3 separate regions of the Homo sapiens genome follow, and regions 2 and 3 are each linked to region 1. Evidence: chromatin contacts called from ENCODE Hi-C or POLR2A ChIA-PET data. All regions are on one chromosome and are shown on one strand. Each heading gives the region's core, a stretch centred on a gene start or an enhancer-like site at or near the end of the contact. The rest is flanking DNA. Distances are from core to core; before and after follow the strand shown. Region 1 holds the start of LIMD1 (LIM domain containing 1). Region 2 has its middle 56 kb from the start of CCR3. Region 3 overlaps EXOSC7 (exosome component 7).

The links. Hi-C counts contacts between places; a loop is a spot of excess contacts on that map. ChIA-PET counts read pairs that join two places held with the same protein, here RNA polymerase II (POLR2A). Pooled maps may share reads with other maps.
Region 2: a pooled map shows a loop between it and region 1 (2.4-fold over the local background). The contact joins the enhancer-like site here to the promoter of LIMD1 in region 1. A Hi-C loop is called at or near these places in 1 of 50 pooled maps. POLR2A ChIA-PET finds 5 or more read pairs at or near these places in 2 of 52 experiments (activated CD4-positive, alpha-beta T cell and naive thymus-derived CD8-positive, alpha-beta T cell).
Region 3: a loop to region 1 is called in a pooled map, with 2.2 times the contacts of the local background. The contact joins the enhancer-like site here to the promoter of LIMD1 in region 1. A Hi-C loop is called at or near these places in 1 of 50 pooled maps. POLR2A ChIA-PET finds 5 or more read pairs at or near these places in 3 of 52 experiments (CD8-positive, alpha-beta memory T cell, Panc1 and activated T-cell).

Annotation. Positions count from the first base shown.
Region 1 is chr3:45,591,029-45,596,154 of GRCh38, forward strand. It overlaps LIMD1 (LIM domain containing 1), which reads left to right and starts at 3,723. Exons shown (of 8, transcript NM_014240.3): 1 at 3,723-5,126. The coding sequence starts at 3,852. RefSeq lists silencers at 2,730-3,199, 3,210-3,339 and an enhancer at 3,430-3,599.
Region 2 is chr3:46,295,580-46,300,705 of GRCh38, forward strand. No RefSeq gene overlaps it. Among named protein-coding and RNA genes, the nearest start is that of CCR3, 56 kb to the left of the region's middle. Within about 2 kb of position 2,661, at least 5 of the 41 ENCODE cell types and tissues checked have a DNase peak (open chromatin) inside an H3K27ac peak, as active enhancers do.
Region 3 is chr3:44,992,596-44,997,721 of GRCh38, forward strand. It overlaps EXOSC7 (exosome component 7), which reads left to right. Exons shown (of 8, transcript NM_015004.4): 4 at 4,492-4,657. Among named protein-coding and RNA genes, the nearest start is that of EXOSC7, 19 kb to the left of the region's middle. Within about 2 kb of position 3,041, at least 10 of the 41 ENCODE cell types and tissues checked have a DNase peak (open chromatin) inside an H3K27ac peak, as active enhancers do.

The sequences.
Region 1 (5,126 bases), core at 2,473-4,972:
AGTCTGGCTGAGTCTGGTTTTTTTTATGGACTTCAGAAGGGAGGAAGTGTGTGCTGATTGGTCCACCGGCAGCCATAGGCAGGCCCAGGAAAAGCACCATAAATTCTCACTCCAGTCTGCAGGACTGATAGCTCAGCCCCTAGGTTTCAGGCTGTCCCTGTCTTGAAGGGGGCTTCACTGGGGACCCATCCCATTTCACCCAGGAGCCTGATTGCCCCCTGCTGCCATCAACCTGCTGGCCATGGCACCCATGGCACCCAGGCTGTTCATGCTGAGGGGTGCCTGCAGGTACATGCCGAACTGCCCTCAGCCTCACCCTGGCCTCCCTCCCATGCTCATCGGCACCCAAAGTCTGGAGGGGGCCGAGGCGGCAGGGGACTGGTGTGTCAGTGCTGCCCTGAGTGCGTGCACCCCCAGCTGGGTCGTGACAGTATCTGGGCTCAGCTTCAACTTTGCTCCAAAATCAGAATGGGCACCAGGAGAGGCCAGGCAACAGGAGCAGGCACTTCTGAGCCTGTGGGAGTAGGGGGGCTTTCTAGGTCCCCGGGAGCACAGGGATGCCCAGGTCTGCAGCCACAGCTGGGTGGATGCAGCTGTGCCTGGGAAGGCAGGGCTCCCGCCCCACCAACTCAGAAGGGAGTGGGGCTCCTGCCTGTTCCTAGCTCCTACCAGCTCTATGGAGCATGCAGTCACGGCCTCACCTCGCCATTGCAGCTAGCATCATGGCAGTGGCTGCTCCAGATGGACCACTGCTGCCATCACCAAGATAGGATGAAAAGAGAAGACAAATGTAAGAGCACTGGTTGGTGTCTGTGGCTCCTGCACCAGGGTCCCAGCTGTCCAAACTGAAAACCCAGGAAGCTGGCTCTGAGCTTACTGGACTTTGCAGAGGGATGGCCATATATTCCTAGCACTTTGTCAGCTACAACTGCCATATTTGGAGGTCAGGCAAAGTGAGCCAGTCTTCCACTCCAAAATCCAGTTTTTAATTAATAAGTATTACCCAACACCTAAGGAGTGTTTAATTATGATTACCTCTGAGAAAGGGGATGGTAGGCAACTTTTAAAACTTTATATATGTCTGTATTGTTCAAAGTTGTTATAGAAACATGTATTACTTGTAGATAAAAAACCAAAAAAAATTTTTTAATAAAAATACTTCATTTTAGTATAGTGCTTTATAGCAGTGCTTCTGTAACTTTATTGTGCAAATAAACCGCCCAGAAATCTTGTTAAAATGCAGATTCTGATTCAGTAGGTTGGCAATGGGGCCTAAGATTCTGCATTTTCAACAAGCTCCCTGGTGATATGGAGTCCATTAACCATACTTTGGGTTTACGGCAGCGGTCCTCAATCTTTTTGGCACCAGTTTCACAGAAGCCAATTTTTTCACAGACGGGATGAAACTGTTCCACCTCAGATCATCGGGCATTAGATTCTCATAAGGAGCGTGCAACCTACATTCCTCATGAGGGTAGTTCATAATAAGGTTTGTGCACCCCTCTGAGAATCTAATGCCACTGCTGATCTGACAGGATGTGAAGCTCAGGCGGTAATGCCAGTAATGGGGAGTGGCTGTAAATACAGATGAAGTTTCGCTGGCTTGCCTCCTCTCACCTCCTGCTGTGCCACTCAGTTCCTAACAGGCCACAGACCAGTACTGGTCAGTAGCCCAGGGGTTGGGGACCCCTGGTTTACAGAATATAAAGCACATTCATATATATTATCTTATTTGTTCTCTGTCACAACTCTGGCAGATAGGGGTTCACTAATTCACTTATTCGACCATTAGGTACTACTATTAATATATACCAGGCACTTGGCATACAGATATGGTCAAATGGAGTGGGAAACCTACCACCCAACCAAACAAAAAAAAACGCATGTTAACCAACAAATAAATAATTATAAATAGTTATCAGAACTGAGCAGGAAGTAAAGAGGGTGCTGAAAAAGAACAACAGGAACCACTCTGAGGAGGCCTCTAAGAGGAGGTGACTTCAGCAGGGATGGGAAAGATGAGCCACTCAGTTTAGGGGCAAGCTCTGGGCAGACACCAGGAAGCTCCTGCAGCTAGAGTGCAGGGAGGGAGGGAAGATCCCTAGATCTGGCCCAGAAGGCTGCGGCAAGGGGCCGATTTCAATTTAATTCTGGGGTAAGCACTGAGGATTTAGGTAGAGAAGTGTCTGTTCTAGTATTTGCCTTAGGATCACGATGGCTGTAGTGTGGGAAATGAAACCTCTCCAGGATCGCCTGGGAACTGGTATAGGGAGTCCCGGGCCATGCGGGGGCGCCAAGGAGTCAGGCCTGGTGTCCCTGCAGCCGCGCGGATCCACTTGCAGATGGGTCCCTCTACGAATAACGAGCCTACTAGGGCACGTGCTTTTACTGCTGCACTGAGGACGTGAAATGCGCGCAGGCACAACGAGACTTTCTTCTTTTTCGCTCTTTCAGAGGGCCCGGGCTCCCATCTACGCTTTGCTGGTTACGTTGGCATGTTGGGCATTTCCCCCTCTCTGCCTCAGTCTCCCGACCTGTCAAAGAGGACGGTGGGCCAGCCATGGGTGACACGCCCGTGCGCCTCTCCAATAGTGCACCTCGGGCAAGCCGGGCGGCGGGCACAGCCTGGACGGTGCCGGCCTCGAGAGGCACAAAGGGCTGGCTTTCCACCGGGGAAACTGAGGCAGTGGAGCGAGGAGCGGCGTCCTCGAAAGTCCTCGCAAACTCCCAGCGCCTGTGTTGGGCCCATGCAGGCTACCCAGGCCGCCCGTCTCCGAGCGGAGGACCCCGCCCAGCGCTGCCAGGGGCGGGGCCGGGCTGAGGACCCGAGGCTGGAAGGGAGGTCGGAGCACCCAATTCGGTCCAGGACTCGCAGGGGGCGGCAGTGGCGGCGGCGAAGTCCCGTGCAGTCCCAGTGCTAGAGCGTGGGACGGACTTGTGGGGCACCCCTCGGTGTTCTCCAGCCAGGCCTGGGGGCAGGAGGCCCAGCCACGCTGCCGGGTGCAGGCCTGCCCCTGGGCGCCCGCCCGCGCGCCGTCCCCGCCCCTCGGCCGCCCCCTCCGCCCCGGCGCGGGCTCGGGACGTGCAGAGCCGGCGAGCGAGCAGCAGGGACTGCGCCTGGCGCACTCACTTCCGCGTCCCGCCGCCCTCCGGCCCGCGCGCGCCGATCCGCCGCCGCCATCGGACAATGGGCCGCCAGCCCCAGCTGCCGTGAACTTCCTGCCGCTGCTCGGCCGCCCGTGCGTCCCGGACGGCGTTCCTGCCAGGCGCCGGCCGGGATCGCAGCTCCGGGGAAGCAGCGGAGGACCCAGCGCCTGGAACGTACCTGCGCCTCAGCCGCCGCGCGTTTGCTCCGGCCCGACTCGCGGCCTCGGCGCCCTCCCGGCCGATTCAGCTTCACCCGGCCCAGTCGGCTGCTGCCTTGCTGTGAGTTTCCGTGTTTGGTTGCCTAAGGAGGATGTGATTTTACTTTTTTGCTGTTTTCTTTTTCCTTTTATAATTTGAAGAGGAGAAAAGAACTCCGCTGAGCAGGCCCGGGACGGCGAAGTGCCACCAGCTACCCCAACAAGGACGTCTCCAGGGGAAAGGGAGTTGGAAGCAAACTTGGTCCAGCTGGCGTTGAGGTCTCAACTTCGGCTGGACTCTTAAATCCTGGGGTCATGCCCTTCACGCTAGGCAGGTGGAAGTCTTTACTTGTACTGGGCCGGACTTGAGCCCCGACCCTTCGCCAGCATCTCCCCGCTGCCCTCAACACACACACACACACACACACACACACACACACACACACACACACACACACACACACACACACACGGCACCTGGGCTAGGCCCGGACACCTGTCTGCAGCATGGATAAGTATGACGACCTGGGCCTGGAGGCCAGTAAATTCATCGAGGACCTGAACATGTATGAGGCCTCTAAGGATGGGCTCTTCCGAGTGGACAAGGGTGCAGGCAACAACCCCGAGTTTGAGGAAACTCGCAGGGTGTTCGCCACCAAGATGGCCAAAATCCACCTCCAGCAGCAGCAGCAGCAGCTCCTGCAGGAGGAGACTCTGCCCAGGGGGAGTAGAGGCCCTGTCAATGGAGGGGGCCGCCTGGGCCCACAGGCCCGTTGGGAAGTTGTGGGCAGCAAGCTGACTGTGGATGGTGCTGCCAAGCCTCCTCTTGCTGCCTCGACAGGGGCACCTGGGGCAGTCACCACCCTCGCTGCTGGGCAGCCCCCGTACCCACCGCAGGAGCAGAGATCCAGGCCATACCTGCATGGCACGAGGCATGGCAGCCAGGACTGTGGTTCCAGGGAGAGCCTGGCGACTTCTGAGATGTCTGCTTTCCACCAGCCAGGCCCCTGTGAGGATCCTTCCTGCCTCACTCATGGAGACTATTATGACAACCTCTCCTTGGCAAGCCCAAAGTGGGGTGACAAACCAGGAGTGTCCCCCAGCATCGGCCTGAGTGTAGGGAGTGGGTGGCCTAGCTCCCCGGGGAGTGACCCACCACTGCCCAAACCCTGCGGGGACCATCCCCTAAATCACCGACAGCTCTCCCTGAGCTCCAGCAGGTCTTCTGAGGGTAGCCTCGGTGGTCAGAATAGTGGCATTGGTGGCCGCAGCAGCGAGAAGCCAACAGGCCTTTGGTCCACTGCCTCCTCCCAGCGGGTGAGCCCTGGCCTGCCTTCCCCAAACTTGGAGAACGGAGCACCAGCTGTGGGGCCTGTTCAGCCCAGGACCCCTTCTGTGTCAGCACCCTTGGCCCTGAGCTGCCCCAGGCAAGGAGGTCTTCCAAGATCAAACTCGGGGCTGGGGGGTGAGGTTTCAGGTGTGATGTCCAAACCCAATGTGGACCCCCAACCCTGGTTCCAGGATGGGCCCAAATCTTACCTTTCCAGTTCTGCCCCGTCATCCTCGCCAGCTGGTCTGGACGGTTCACAGCAGGGTGCGGTCCCTGGGCTGGGGCCGAAGCCTGGCTGCACAGACCTTGGCACTGGTCCCAAGCTCAGCCCCACCAGTCTTGTCCATCCAGTGATGTCCACCCTGCCTGAGTTATCTTGTAAAGAGGGTCCCCTGGGCTGGTCTTCTGATGGTAGCCTGGGATCTGTGCTCCTGGACAGCCCCAGCTCCCCT
Region 2 (5,126 bases), core at 1,411-3,910, 700 kb after region 1:
AAATAAAATAAAATTGCCCTTCGAAGCTGTCTTTACTCCATGGATCTTCAAAAGGACGTTCATTACATTGCACTGGTAGTTGCCATCCTGTTCTCCAGGACACACTAATTAATGACTGCTACAGAAAAACAGGACAAGAGGAAGAAGAAGTCAAAGATGGTCTTCTGTGCTCCAGAAGCTCTGGAAGATGTGAGACTTGCAGAGCCTTTGATACACCAGTGTGGGACTCTAAGCTTATTTAAGCACTTTTTTCAAGATGTAAAAGACTTCAGGACAGGCTTCATCGCTTCTGTGTCTTCTCAAAGAAAACCCATTTTCTCTGAGACATTTTTCTCCTTGAATCCTGTACCAAGAATGACTGTGAATCTACTGGGGAACTACCTTGCCTGATCTTCTGAGTCTAAAAAATCAGAACATATGGCCGGGCACGGAGCTCACGCCTGCACTTTGGGAGGACAAGGCAGACAGATCACGAGGTCAAGAGATGAAGACCATCCTAGCCAACATGGGGAAACCCGGCCTCTACTAAAAATACAAAAATTAGCTGGGAGTTGTGGCGCATGCCTATAGTCCCAGCTACTTGGGAGGCTGAGGCAGGAGAATCACTTGAACCTGGCAGGCAAAGGTTGCAGTGATCTGAGATCACACCACTGCACTCTAGCCTGGTAACAAAGCGAGACTCCACCTCAAAACAAACAAACAAACAACATAAAAAAGAATCAGAACATAGATGTGTTCTGCTCTTTGCTCTGGTTGCTGGACAGCTGACAGCCACGTTGTTGTAGGGCATACAGCAATTCTGAACCTTGGAGCACACCCCTGGTGGCCTGGATCTGGTGTCCACTTGTTTTCTTCCATTTCTCATCTATTTATTTTCAGTGTTTTTCATGGCATATCTCTTATTTGTATGTCACATTGCATCTTTTTTCAAATGAAAACTGAGAGGCTAACTGCCTTGCCCAAGCTCACACAGCTTATCAGTGAGGAATACAAGATTCAGAGCCTAAGCTCTCCCATGCCCCCTCCCTAGTCTTGAGTAAGGCCCATGAAAGACTTGGCTGTGCGCACAACACTGGGAATTGGTAGGAAGTGACCATTATTGGACAGCAGTGATTTGACCTAATCATTTCCTCTTCTTATGCTTGTTTCTTGCTGGCTTGCCTTCTCCACACCCACCCTATAGTGCCCCTTCCTTACTCTCCAAAACTCTTCATCAACTCCCCAAATCCAAGACCTATAATCTATGACTGACAGCTCCAGCTTCTAAATAACCAGGTATATAGGAACAATGCCCCAATAGCCATAGCAACAGGGGTGGGTGGCATTCCAGTATATTGCATCTGTCACAGCCCCCATTTCCACCCGCCATCCCCACATACAGTAGAACCCCAGCCACAGGAACTCAACTGAATATGGCCTTGCTAACTCACACACAAACCCCAGCAGCTGCATCCATCTCTTTGAAATGAGGCTTTCATGCTGTGGCTGCCACATGGGCTCCAGATGGCATTCCAAGCAGGAAGAAAAAAACTAGGAGGAGGAAGGGACAACAACAATATCAGGAAGGGAAAATTTCCCAGGAATCCTCAGCAGACTTCTACTTAGGTCTCATTGGCCAGGACTGTGCACCTGGCCACCCCTAGCTGCAAAGGAGGCTGTCTTGAGTACAATCATGGCCAGAGAAAGGAGGAGAGATGGGTTTTGGGTAATCTGCCACACCAGAGAGGCCACCCTAAATCCCTGGGTTGAGTATAAGGTGCAGAAAACAGGCAGCAGAAGGGGAGCACCAGGGTCAAATAGATGAAGATGGTCATTTAAAGGGATGCAGTGGTCATTATGTGGCATCCCTAGACTCCCCTCTGGCACTGAAGGGCTCATCTTCCCAGTGCTTGGAGTTCTGCTAACATACCCCAAGCTCTCAGCCTTCTTTGGGAATCATGTTGGCTGAAAAGAGTCACCTTGCCCAAAGTCATGCCCCTGTCCAGGGGCAAGGGCGGCCCTCATCCATTGCCTCATCCCTGCATAATTTTGCAGGCCCATCCTAGCCCCAGAGTGCCATGTGGGGTAGGCTGAGGTTTTGAGACTGCGTGGCCTCCCCCTCTCTTTTCCCACATCCTCTCCTCCCCTTCCCTTCCTCCCACGGCCCTAGAGCGCTCCTGATAAGCATCCAGCAGGGTGATCTCCCTAAGCCACAGCCTGCACCAAAGAACAAACCACTCTTTTTTTCTAGTTAAACCTCACTGGCATCTGCTGAGTGCTGGGTGTGTTTGAGGCACTGAGCCAGGTGCTGGGAGTGGAGGGAATGGGTGATCCAAACATGAGTAAGATCAGTTCCCACCTTCTAGAATCTCACAGCCCAGTGCATGGAACTGGGAAAACACGTGACTCCGAGACAAGACAACAGATAGTAAGATAAATACAAAGTGTGATGGCTACTCAAAGGAGGAAGACGTTATAAATGTTTTGATAGGAAGTGGAGAGAGATTAGGAAATCTGGAGATGCTGCACATGGGAGGGAGACTTTGACAGGCCTCTGAAGGATGGCTGGGTAGAGCCCATGGCAGACAGCACTCCAGGCAGGACCGGCCTAAGCAAAAGCGCAGAGGGCTCAGCATGGGCCATGTCCAGATGGCAACACAGATCCAGTTTGGCCACAATGGGAAGTGAAACAGAGCACAAGTTAAGAACATGAGCTTCCAAGTCAGACAGTGCTGTGCTCAACTCGCAGCTCTGCCCTCTCTAAGAGAGGGATGTCAGCAGGTAACTTAACCTCCAACAGCCATGGTTTTCTTATCTGTAAATCAGGAATTGCAACACCCCCCTCTGCCCCAGGGGTCATTGTGGGGACTGAATAGTGGAAATATTAAACTACTACATGAACTCTTCGAGGAGCAGGAGGCTCCGTTGACACCCTAGTTTTTATTATACAAGCAGAAATATTAAGGCTACTTCTGCAGCCACTGGTTCTCAAAGTCAGATCCCTGATCAGCAGCATCCCATTACCTGCGAGCCTGCTAGGAATGCAGAATCTCAGGCCCCAACCCCAACCCAGACCTGCTGAATCAGAAATTCTGGGTGCGGCATCCAGCAGTGTATATTAATGAAGGGAGCTGAGGCACATGAAAACCTGAAAACCTCTGGGTTAAGCCAACAGAGGAATTTATTTTAAGGGTACAGGAGCTCTTCATGGAATTCAAAGACAGGTGCAGCAGGGCCTCAAAAAAGGGCGGCTGACAGAGATGGGAGACTGGGGCAACAAGGATCTCCTTCTGCTTCTCTCATCTCAACTTATCTTTTAACCTCTGCCTCTCTCTTCCTGTGGCTGCGAATAAGCTTTCTTTATGTCTTACTTCCACCAGCTGAGGGTTTCTATCGTAAAGGGTGAAATCTGAGAGGCTGAAATCTGTTTGTCTCCACTCCAGGTCACCCTGGAAGCCGCTCATTGGCCCAGATGGAGTTCGGTGCCTCTACCTGGGCCGCTTAATGTGGTTTAGAGGCTGAGACACTTAGTCTGAGTATAGGTGCTCTTGCCCAAACCAAATGGATGAAAGTGAGGTGCCGATTCAATGGGGTCTCCTATGCTAGGAACACCAGCCAGTCAGGTGCTGGAGAAAGAGATCAAGTTGAGACTGTGGAATTTAGGAGACTGTGGCTTTGAGACTAGTTCCATAGAACAGTGGTTCTCAAAGTGTGATCCCCAGACCAGCAGTCTCAGCCACATGATGTCAGAAGTGCAGTCTTGGCCCCAACCTACCCCAGAGCTACTAAACCAGAAACTCTCTTGGTGGCCTTGTCAATCCTTGCTTTAACAAGGACAAGTTAGAGAACCACTGTCAGGGAGGGCACAGAAAGAGGTAAAAAAAAAAAAAAAACTTTTAAATGAGAGAGACACATCATTTCTGTAGCCTCGTCCGTCTTTCACTCCATTTTCTTAGAATCATAATGAAACAGGCAAACGAGACATCAGAGGAAAACACATCCAGGGTGATGGCTCCCCCTTCTTTTCTTTCCTTAGTGCACAGTGCACATAGTAAAAGACAACTTCCCAAATTATGCAGGCTGTTAGAGCTGGAATAGAGCCTGATCTTCCCTCTTTACTTTTGGGGAAACCAAGGTCCTGAGGGATAGCATTTCAGAACCAGTGTCTCATTTACTGGCAGAGAAGGGACTGAATCTCAGGCCCCCTAACTTCAAGCAGTCATGATTTAAAAATGGAACTTGTCTAAGTCAAAGAGAAAAGTAACTGAGAAAGTAGATTCAAAGGCAGTCATACAAGACCTGCATAGAAAATTAAAAGCAATGCAGCCCTGGCCAGTGGAGTTAGCATCTACAGTGTCATTTTGTGGAATCCCAAACCGAATTATCAATCCCCGACATCCATGGTCAAGCCTTAAATTCCATCGTTATGATGACTAAGAGCTTTTTTCACTCACCACAAACCAGGTAAACCTAAACCACTGCCACCTCAAAATTAGAACATCCAAGGCTTTAACAAGAAAGGAAAAGAGAGGAGAGGAAGGAGACATCTTGTAGAGACATAACAAAAGAAAAAGACAGCTCATAAGTTCTTATATTGAAGTAGATCTGCCAAGTATCCAACAAGGGAAAAACAGCTAGAACATTGCACAGAGTTGTGAAAATCACCTACTTTAAAGTCTGAGCTTTGTAAAACTGCAAAAAGAGAGATACTCTTGGCAGTTAGTGTGTCAGCCTTAATAAAAGGAAGTGGCAAGTCTAGCCTGTGTCAGGGTGGATTAGCATGGCCTGTGTGGGATGCAAAAAGGACAGCAGACGACAAAAAAAAAAAAAAAAAAAAACATGAATATTACAAGGATTAAAAAAGAGGAACCAGACTGAACCAAAACGAAGAGATCTTTCTTTGGTCTTAGCTATGGGTTTTACCAAGATGTGGATGAGGAGGGGTGGGTATGGCTGGTTGTGCAGGTTGCCCTAAACAGTTGCACTGGCACTCTTGCCAGTGGGATAGGTGCAGAACTAAGTCCATCTGGTGCTCTGCTCATCAATCCATGCTCAGACCAGCCCGAGGGGACGGGGTGGTGAATGTTCCTAATCTTCCAAGGCCAGCAACAGGCTGAGGTTATAAGTGACAGAATCACCTAGCTGGC
Region 3 (5,126 bases), core at 1,791-4,290, 600 kb before region 1:
TGTCACTAAACTGGGAGCAAAATCTGACCTTTTCATGTCTTTGGTTTGCTGGTTGTAGCTGAGAGTAGGCTATTTTAAATGAGAATTTGGAAACTTTAGGAAAAGGTGGTTTCTATCTAAAGCCCAAAGGAAGGGAAGATTTTAGTGAGCTGGTGTGTCACCCTGCGCTGCCACTAGGCGGCGAGCCATCAAGTTGCTTCTCAGTTCTCCGACCATTGTGTTGATGGGTTTAGGACTGTGGTTTAACCTCTTAGAGAGGCTTGGGTTTTTAACTAGGGGAGTTTAGGAGAACATTTTTCATTCATAAATGTTTCAGAATACTCCGCACTTGTCACTTCCCTTTGGGATCTTAACTATTTTTCAATGTGAACACTTGTATTTTTCACTAAAATTGAACCAGAATCTTCAAGCCTGCATTGGTGGTTGGAGTCACTATATCTGGGTTCCTTGCCTGCTTAGTGCTGCTAAAGGGGACACTGTTCCTGGCTGAGGGGCTGGGGGTGGGTACAAAGCAGAGAGGCAACCTGCAGAAGCCTTTTGAGGCTAATTGTAATCAAAGTCTCCCAAGCTGATGAGATAACTCTCGCAGACACTTCAAACAAAGGCTTGTGATGAAAACCTCAGAATATACTTACTATTGGTCTGGTACCCATTTACAGGGAGGCTTCTACAGGCTCAGACATGAGCACATGTACACTCAGAGGAATCAGCCTTAGGGCCTGTGTTGGGGCTAGATGACTACTGGAGGGGTAAGGCCCAGGTCAGCCCTGCCTAGGTACCCACTAGATCACTTTTTCTGCTGTGGGCCTGGCCTGACCTGGACGTAAGACTTCATAGATTTGTAGGCTAGATTGATTGCCAGGCAAGCAACAGTGGGCCCAGTGTCTAGAGTCCCTTTCCAGGTAGGCATGGCCTTGATCTCAGCCTACCCCAGTTAAACCAGAGATGTTCCAAGCAGGAGGGTAGAGGTGATGAGTCAGAAGGGGTGGAGAGCTGGGAGGGGTAGCATTCCCAGGATCTTAATTAGTTTATCCAGCTCAGTAAACAATTTCCCACAACTCTGGAAGAGGGACTGGTCATGCTTTATGAAGGGTCAGAATTGGTTTTGGTAAATGCAGAAAGCATTTGGTTTTATGCCCAAAAGACCAAGTGTGTACACCCCCCACTGAAGGAGTAGATTGTGATGCATATGAGCAGGCAGCTACAATTACCAGCCTGTGTTTTCTTTCTCTCTCTAACAGAGCAGAGCAGCTTTTTATTTAGGGCTTCCTTGGTCAACATTCCTTGACTCCAACATTTGTTGTCTAGTGATAAGTTCCAAGACCAAAGCATACATTCATTTCCCTGAGGCAAAAGGTAAAACCAAGGAAAGTGAACCTGACTAATGTTAGACTATAAACCAAGCTTGCCAAATTACAGATTCAAGGAGAGTACAGGGAAGCATAGAAGATAAGGGCCAGGCTGCCTGGGTTAGAATTTTAGCTTACCAGGCACAGTCATCATGTGGCCTTGGACAAATTACATAACCTCTCTGTGACTCAGTTTTCTTGTTTCTAGAATGGAATCCATACCTCCTAGGGTTGTTGTGAACATTAAATGAGTTAATACACCTAAAGTACTAAGAGTGGTGTCTAGCTCATGCTAAACATTAAAAAAAAAAAAAAAAAGATAAGGTCTCCCTTCTTGTAAAATGAGAGAGTTAGACCATCTGGGGTTTCACAGTGTCATCCCACAGGTCAGATCCCACCTGGGAGATTTTTGTTTCATGTAGGGATTTTTTTTTTTTTTAAGGTGGACCTTAAATCAGGGCTAGAAAGTTTGCCACAGCTTCCATCATTCTCTATTAGTTATATGTGGCCCTTTGTTCAGATACATGTAGTAACCTTGCTGACCCCTATAGCCATTTGGGTTTTTATCCTCTGGAGATGGTCTCTAAGGCCTTTTCCAGGTCTACATTTCTGTCTAAATTTGTCAGAAAGAGTCCTTGGGCTGTGAGTGCCCAGTAGTGAAGTGGAATCCTCATTTCTCTATTCCAGCCTTTGTCTTCACACATCAGCAGAATATGGGGTCTGTGGCTTTCTTATGTTGCTTAAAGCATTGTACCCCATCCCCCACCCTGAACAATTGCTTTCCGTTTTCCTAGCCTCCTCCCCAGAGTCACTGCACAGCTATGGCACCATCCAGTTACAGGAGAGTTCCTTGGGCTCATGAGTCTCTAAACCTTCCTCTCTGTCTGACTGCTGGCTATGGTGGAAGAATGGGTGTGTGTGTGTGTGTGTGTGTGTGTGTGTGTGTGTGTGTGTGTGTGTGTTTTAAGCCATTTAAAAATAGGTAAAAATTTCCACTTTAACCCAGTGTCAAAAAAAAACCAGTGGGGCATGGGTTTGTTGTTGTTGTTGTTATTTTGAGACGGAGTTTCACTCTTGTTGACCAGGCTGGAGTGCAGTGGTGCGATCTCAGCTCACTGCAACCTCTGCCTCAGGTTCAAGTGATTCTTGTGCCTCAGCCTCCTAAGTAGCTGGGATTACAGGCATGTGCCACCACGCCCAGATAATTTTTGTATTATTAGTAGAGACGGGGTTTCTACATGTTGGTCAGGCTGGTCTCGAACCCCCGACCTCAGGTGATCCACCCGCCTTGGCCTCCGAAAGTGCTGGGATTGCAGGCGTGAGCCACCACGCCTGGCCAGGGGCATGCATGGTTTTATAGGTAGATTAATTTAGACAGTTGGACCTGGGAAGCTCTATAAATCATCTCCCAAGGCTGTAGAAGAGTTAGTGCATTAATCCCAAAGAAATTAGTCACACCCAGGAGGATGTGCCCACTACATTCAGGGAAAGGTAAACATTTTGAGTGTAAGCATCTCTGGCTGGATTTGTGTACACAGAAATCTCTGTAGATGTATTTTTAAGCACTTAAGACCTGGGACTTAATATTGATTGCTTAGTGTTTAAATTAGAAACAGGTTGTGTTTTGCTGGCTGTGCAAAGTAAAAACCTGGTCCCTGTTGACTTGATTATTTCACCATAAATGAGCTGCTTTTCTTGGCTCAGTGCCTGAGTCCAGCAAAGGCAGGGAACAGCGAGGTTGCTATGGCAGTAATGAAGTCTCTCTTGGGGACTTTAAAGGGGATTCTGCTGGCTCACAGTGGTAAAGGAGGAGTACATAATTAGAGAGGCAAAATTTTATGTAACAACATAGTCTGATTAATTTGGGATTCATTCTTCCACCTATATTACTAAGTGAGATTTCTTTTAGTGTTACACAAATAGGGTGGGCACTGCCATGGGCGTTCACACAGGTTTTGCTTTGCCTGGAATCTTCCTGCCTCTCTGGCCTGACCAGCTCTGCTCATCCCAGGTTTGAGGTCGCCTTTAAACCTGAATGCTAATTGACACTCCTGTGCCCCTACTCCCGCTTCTACCTCACTGTTTGCTCCCTATGGTGAAACTCCCCTACCTCACTGGAACTGCTGGCTTTGGGTCTGCATCCACCTCACTTAGTCTCTAGGTCTCTGGTAGCTGGTGCAGGGCTGGGTGCCTTCCAGATGGGCAAGGGGTCAGAAGGCTTTAATATGTGATTTTATAGAGTCCATGCTGAAACCACTGGCTTCTTACCTTTCTAGTCCTTTACTGTTACAGTAAAATAATTACTAGAATGTTACTTACCTCATATACATATTAAGGGTTTGTTTGTATTAAGCCAAAAACTCTCAGAAATGTCCTGTTAAACACTTCAGTGTTTTTAGGGTGGCTAATGTTGAATCCTGTTAGTTTTGTTGAGGTTATTGGGCATAAATATCAAGAAGCCAAAAAGGGAAAAAAAAAGTTTTTCTCTTGAAAAATATCAAATGAAGGAGGTAACCTACTACTTACAAGCCAACAATCTTTCCCTTGCTTTCTTTCATTTTCCTTCTCTTCAGTACAGTGATATCTAAAGTTTCTGACAAAGCTCTGACATACTATCATACATGTCTTTTAAGTTATTCCAGAAAGGTTATTGTACTTACATTGTGGTTTTTATATTGAGAGTATCGTAGTGTGTTCTAAAGCTGTGAAACTAGAGGTGGTGTATATGACAAAACCCCTCTGTAACCCAGACTGCTTCATTCCCTAGGCCTCTCAGTTTCCTAGGCCTGCCAGAGAAGAGTATTTATTATACTCTGAAGATAAGAGAGTTAATTATTATCGGCCGAGGTTCACATTACCATCACTCTCCTGTTTCTCTTTGACTAAAGATGGCTTCTGTTAGATGCTATTGGGAAATCCCATCACACACACTGACAAATCCAGGTCACAGTGCTGGTCTGGTTCATTACATGTGTCTGGAGTCAGGAAAAGTGGCAGATGCCATCCTTTCCTCATCTCAGTGACTTTCTGTCGAGCAGCTGGCTCTTCCAGCATTCTACAGGGAAACTGGAATAAAGCTTTGCCTCTTTGCTTTTTGCACTTGGAAAGACTCACCCAGTTTTTTTGTTTCTGTTTTGTATAGTTCAGCCAGTGCTACCCCTGAATTTGAAGGTAGAGGAGGTGATGACCTTGGCACCGAGATCGCTAACACCCTCTATCGGATATTTAACAATAAAAGCAGTGTCGACTTAAAGACCCTCTGCATTAGTCCTCGGGAGCACTGCTGGGTTCTCTATGTGGATGTGCTGGTGAGTATCATCGTGCTGTACTGGCCACATTCTACCTTTGTTGGAAAGACTAGTTGGCCTATTTTCCTTCCAGTGCTTTTTTCCTCTTCAGGTGGATGCTTTCAACTTATAGGGTGGGATTAGTTGGGAAAAGATGGTCTCCTATAATAATTTTTTTAAAAATTAAATACAACATAGATGTAAGCAGCATATATATAATGCCATTCTATGATAAAATTATAGTCATATCATGATAGCACCTAAAATTGCCCATAAAAATTGTCCAGGAAGAGTAAAACAAGAGATGGTCTCTGGATGGTGCCAGACAGAGTTCATGGGCAGAATTTAAGCAGGTTGGTACATTCTGTGTGGAAGGATGATTAGCTCTTTACATGCATTTTCATTTAAACCTTATAAACCTGTTACAAATGGACACTGTTATATTTCCCATTTATAAGTGAGGAAACTAAGACAGACAGAGGTAAATCAA